2 separate regions of the Homo sapiens genome follow, and region 1 is linked to region 2. Evidence: chromatin loops called from intact Hi-C (ENCODE). Cell type or tissue: CD4-positive, alpha-beta T cell. All regions are shown on one strand. Links, peaks and the distances in the headings refer to the core of each region. The heading gives the core; the rest is flanking DNA. Region 1 holds the start of TMEM272 (transmembrane protein 272). Region 2 has its middle 42 kb from the start of NEK3.

Region 1 (2,917 bases), core at 118-2,617, 360 kb before region 2:
CTGATCCCCAAGGCACATTTGGCAATATGTGGAGACATTTTTAATAGTCATGGCTGGAGCAGGGCTGTCGATAAAGAGACCAGAGATACTGAAAAACATCCTCCAAGGAGCAGGGCAGTCCCCAACAACACTTATCTGCTCCAAAATGTCAATAGGACTAGGTCTGAGAAACTTTCTATGTCTGTCTAACATTCCCAGTTTTAGAGTTCAAATTTGTAAAATTCTACTTTTGTTAACCTCTGAGTTGTGTCATGAATCAACAGTAAACATATATATATGTATATATATGTGTGTATGTGTAGACACACACACATATATATATATGATTGTGTTTTTACTGATTGGCTTGGTAAATTAAACTATTTATTCCTAAATCAGCTGTGAGGACCAACTCACTCTTGGTTTTGAATAACATTGAATATTAGACATTAACCATCCCCATACCTGTTCCTTCAAAGCAGATGTTAACTAGTATTGTTGAATATTTTCAACAAACATTTCGGGTGCTCAGGACACAGTCCTTTCTTATCTGTAGCTCTCTGTGTAACCTGTGCTGTTTTCTCTCCTAACCATGCCCGAATGCATGAATTCAGTGGAGGTTATCGCATACCTACTGTGTCTCAGAGTCATTCCACAACCTCCCTAGGATGCCTTCATTGTTTGGCTCCTAGGAAATGAAAAATGCACTTCCTTTGAGCTCTACCACCCCTTTAAAATGACCAAGTCAAAGCCACTTGCTCACAGCCCCAATAGGTAAGACATGGAGGTGATGCCTGTGGTCCCCACTCGCTGTCCTGCAGCCGGTAGGTTGTTTCTAAGAGTCCCACACAACTTGCCTTCGCCCTGCAGTTAATTATTCCTTTACGATTGTTCTCTTCTCCAGAAAACCCATCTCCCTTAGACTCAGTGAAGATTGTTTTCGTTCCCTCCACACAATTAAGAAAAGCACTTCCACAATGTAGTCATTTTCTTTCCAGGAAGCATAATCAGCACATTGGCATCTTCCTAAGAATGATTTCAAGAAACCCTCTGCTAGGACTGTCTCTCCAACTTCACAGGCTGCCCAGGGTTGCCGGACTCACCTGAGCTAAGCAGAGTGGGATCCAGAATCGGGCAGCACTCAGCACCTCTGTGGTCCCGAAGTCCAGGGCTGCCTCTGTGGGGCTCCTCTTGACTTGGGGCTCCCACTCCCTGTCGCACGCTTTCTTTCTCCCTTTCTCTCCTGCAGCACAACAGCAACTCGTGGCTTTTCCTCTAAGGGGCGGGTTCTCTCCATTTCCCACTCCCACGTGTGGGGAGAGCAGCCCCACCGCCGGCTCATACCCCTGCAGTGTTCCCCAGGCCCGCAGGGGGGCAGCAGAGCGACCCTGGGAGCTGTGGAAACATGGCCGACCCCTTGGAGTTAGGAATTCCCGCGGGAAACATTTCATTTCAGTCCCTTAGGCACTAAACCTAGGGACTTAGTTCTGGTGCGAGCCCCTTCTCACCCCTTGCCCTCCCTGCATGTTGGTGGCACACGAGAAAGGGTGGACCGAACAGCGGCTGCTTAGGAAAGAGTGTGAAGGTACTCAAAGTGGGCTGAGGTAATGAGAGGTGCCCTATGGACTTCAGGACTGCCACGTAGAAAAGGGATTAAATTGATTCCGAGTCATTGCAGACGGCCAGATCTGAGATAGAATGAAGTTACAAGAAGGCTGAATTGTGCCCCATGTCATAAACTTTGTAACAGTGGCCTTCTTAGACCTGAAGCAGGCTGCTTTGTGAGGCTGTTGTGTGTCTGTATTGTAAGCAAGCACCTAGCAGTAGAAGTTCTCAGCTGCTGATTTATAAGAAGTGCCAGAGATTCTTTATTGAAATGCAGATTCCTGTACCACCTCCCAAAGATTCTCAATCTGTAGGTCTGGGCCTGGGCCCAGGAATCTGCAGTTTAGACTCTGCTAAGTCTCCTGTAGGTGCTCCATGGACCACACTTAGAGAAACTGGCGTCACATGACTTAAAGGCATTCTCCAACCCTGACATTCCAGGTTTTTTGTTGTCATTTCGGTGGAAAAGGCCAGTCTACTGGGGAGGGACTGGGGGAGGGACTGGTGTGAGGCAAGAGAAGAGCCTATTATGTAAAATGCAAGGAGCTGCTCCCTCTGAAGCTACCCCTGCATTGCACACCCCTGGGAGGAGGGCACCTCTCCGGGCTCACTCTAGGGCTGGCCCTGCCACTCTCCCAGTCCTGAATCCAAGGTGACCACTTCACACCACAGGACAGGGTGAAGCAGAGGAGCAAGGGGAGGAGAGCCTGCTAGAGGAAAGGACATACAGTCACAGTCATGAGCCACATAACAATGTTTCAGTCAATGATGGACCACACAGATGGTGGTTCCTTAAGATTATAATGGAACTAAAAAATTCCTATCACCTAGTGATGTCATAGCAGTCATAATGTTGTAGTGCAACACATTACTGATGTGTTTGTGGTGATGTTGGTGTAAACAAACCTACTGCACTGCCAATCACATAAAAGTAAAGTACATACAATTATGTACAGCACATGATACTTTACAGTAATAAAAAACAACGAAGTCACTGCTTTATGTATTTATACTATACTTTTTATCATTATTTTAGAGTGTACTCCTTTACTTATATATATTAAAAAAAGGTTAACTGTAAAAATGCCTCAGGCAGGTCTTTCAGGAGGTATCCAGAAGAAGGCATTGTTATCATAGGAGATGACAGCTCCTGCCTGTTATTGCCCCTGAAGAACTTCCAGTGGGACAAGATGTGGAGATGGAAGATAGTGATATTGATGATCCTGACCCTGTGTAGGCCTAGGCTAATGTAATGTATGTATAATGTATGGGCTAATGTATGAGTCAAAATTAAAAAAAATTATAAAGTAAAAAAGTTACAGTAAGCTAAGGT
Region 2 (2,917 bases), core at 187-2,686:
AGGCTGCAGTGCCACTGCACTTCAGCCTGGGTGACAGAGCAAGAGCCTGTCTCAAAAAAAAGAACGGCAGCAAAAGATGAACATAAGTGCATGTTTATATAATATATAGGTAGATGATATTAGTGTAACTGTATAACACTATGTGAAAAATGAAGCTTTAGTCCCCTTGGAATACACAGGTGAGTATGACTTGTTCCCTGCTTCAAGGGGCTGGTGATCTAGCAGAGATCACAGATGTGGAGCAGGTAAACTAACAAGATAGGCAATGCAACAGGTGCCAGGCCTGTGGAGGCCCAGAGAGGTTGCACCCAGATGGATGAGTTTCCTAGATTTCATTAGCTTCTTCACAAGCGCTTTAGTGCCCAAAGCCAAAGGACAAAGTAAGAGGGAGGGGCACGGAAAGCCCCTCAGCAGCAGGAGGACTTATGGGAGATGGGACGGAAGATGAAGTGGTTTCGTGCCCTTCAAATTAGATTGTCTAGGTACTTGTCTTTCCCCTCCACGTAAGACGACTCGTTCTTAGTATATTCATGTGTAAAACTGCCTTGGATTTTAGGTGCATGGAAGACCAGGATCATGTCACACTAGTGTGTATTGCACAGCATATGACATAGAACTATGTTGAAACAGTGCTTAGCACATGACTTTTGGAGACGATAGAGATATGACCAGGCAGAACTGTCCTCAGGTCAATTTCTAAAGTGCATGAGAGTACTCTGGTTCCCCCAGCCCATCCTCTTGCCTTCTTGTACTCATTCCCCCCGTCCCTTGGCCCCTCTCTATGTTGCCTTTTAGCTTCTCAGAGCCTCCTTGCTTTGGGTCTCACCCAGGCCTGACACCCTTGCCGAGACCTCTCTAAATTAGCCTTTCGTCCCCTCTCCTACCTGTCAAACTGCTCTCTCATCTATCCACCAAGGGGAGGGCTATGTTGTTAAACTAACACTAATGTATGAAAGACCACATTGCTAGCTTACACTTGTACTATCTCATAAAAGTTAATTTTTAAAAGAGGTGCTTTCAAATTTCAATAAGCAAAGGCTTCAGCTGAGATTATTTTCTTTTTGCTTTCCTGGCCTCTGAAGTTATGCTTTCAGGAAACTGCTTCTCTGTCTAAGTGTTAACCTAAGCTGGCCCTTAGATGCATTTGTTATGTTCAAGTGCCCTCTGGAGGCAAACATAGTCTCTTGTTAGATAAAAGACATGCCTGCCAACGACCCACAAATGATTGGCCCCCGTGCTGTGGGGTCCATTCATTCCCATCTTTGTGCATTCCCAGCACAGCCCTGCCTCAGGGCCTTCAGCTTAGGCATGGAAAATTCTTTGGCCTGGAATAGCTGTCCCAAAGATTGTCCCATGACTGATTCCTTCATACCATCCACTTCAGCTCAGCAGTGCTTTCTCAGCCGTGCACCGCATCTAGCCAAGTCGACCTTCCCACTCTGTCATGTCGCGCTGTTTCCTTGTCTTCCGGCACTCAGCACTATCTGAAATAATCTTCCGTTCACTCAACACGTTCATCAAGTGCCTGACCTAGGCCCTGTCTCATGCATTTGGGATAGATCAAGGTACAAATGCAACATGTTCCCTGCCCTGGCGGAATGTACAGGTCTTGGGAAACACGTGGTTTCCTTTCTCATCATCAGCCTCCCTGCTGGAATGTAAGCTCAGTGAGAGCAGGGACCCCTCATCAAGGGGCAGCCTCATTTACTACCTTATCCCAAGAGCCTAGAATTGTGCCTGGTACATCCTTCATGGTCAATCAATATTTGTGGAATGAATAAACAAATGTTTATATTAGCTAGACACAGTGGCTGAGGCGAGAGGTTAGCTTGAGGCCAGGAGTTCGAGACCAGCCTGAGCAACATAGTGAGACCTCTGTCTCACAAAGAAATCTTTTTAAGTTTATATTTTCTATCAGGATACACAACTAACATTTTAAACTTATTTTGCTGTGACAAAGTTCATTCATTCCATTATCACAAGTCTATAAAATGAGACAAACTGTATACCTCATTATTATTCAAATGATCCATAACAACAATAGTTAGCATTTATTGACCACTAAGTATTAGACACTATAATAGTGCTTTATATGTATTGTCTCATCTTCACAAACTTTCCTGAGGCAAGTAACACCATTTTTCACTTTTAAGATGAGAAATTTGAGGCTTACAGGAGCTTCTCACTATCACAAAATCATCAGGTGGGAGAGCCAGCTTTTGAGGACCGGACAGTCGACCCAGAGTCCATGCTGTCAGCCTCCTCCACACAGCTATGTTCACATCAGGAAGTCTGTATTACTCAGCGGCTCCCTCTACCATCCTCTAAAGAAACCCTGCACTCTCTTAGCAGGGCCTGTGAGACCCCTCAAGATCAGCCCTGCCTCCTTCGCTAGTCTCCTTCCCATTACCTCTCCTCCCACCCTGACGGGAGCCCCTGCAGCTCCCAGACGCGGCCATGCCTTCCCCCATCTCCTTGCCATCCAATGCTGTGTTCCCTTCCTCTTCCCTGCCTAACTCCTACTCCTACTTCAAGGCTCAGCTCTTGCCCCAAGCTCCAGAACATTTCCTGGTCCTCTGGGCTGGGTTCTGTGACCATGCTCTACTGCTCCCAGCCCCCTGTGCCTGGCTTTGTGATTCTCAGTGAACGAAATGAGGTGCGGCTTTTCATCTCCAAATTTCCGGTTCTTAATTGGAACAGAGAAATTGACTAAATACTTTGAATGATGAACATTTGGGAATTGGCCATGTTTTACAAATTTAGGCACAGTGAGGCAAACAATCCCATTGTAAATAAGAGGGTTAGTGCTGGGCACAGTGGCTCACACCTGTAATCCCAGCACTTTGGGAGGCTTAGATGGGAGGATTCTTTGAGGCCAGGAGTTTGAGAACAGCCTGGTCAATATAGTGAGACCTCC

What was found. Peaks named below come from ENCODE experiments on the same cell type or tissue, not always from the same donor. Only the 100,000 strongest peaks of a DNase experiment are listed, where the experiment ranks them.
Region 1: it touches region 2 in a loop (16-fold over the local background); 5 of 110 quality-filtered maps call a loop at or near these places.

What each region holds. Positions count from the first base shown.
Region 1 is chr13:51,843,934-51,846,850 of GRCh38, forward strand. It overlaps TMEM272 (transmembrane protein 272), which reads right to left and starts at 1,244. Exons shown (of 5, transcript NM_001351003.2): 1 at 1,083-1,244. In CD4-positive, alpha-beta T cell, for the core only: CTCF peaks have their summits at 1,352 (motif pointing right) and 1,552; a DNase peak (open chromatin) is centred at 1,348.
Region 2 is chr13:52,200,381-52,203,297 of GRCh38, forward strand. No RefSeq gene overlaps it. Among named protein-coding and RNA genes, the nearest start is that of NEK3, 42 kb to the left of the region's middle. In CD4-positive, alpha-beta T cell, for the core only: CTCF peaks have their summits at 1,163 (motif pointing left) and 1,364; a DNase peak (open chromatin) is centred at 1,171.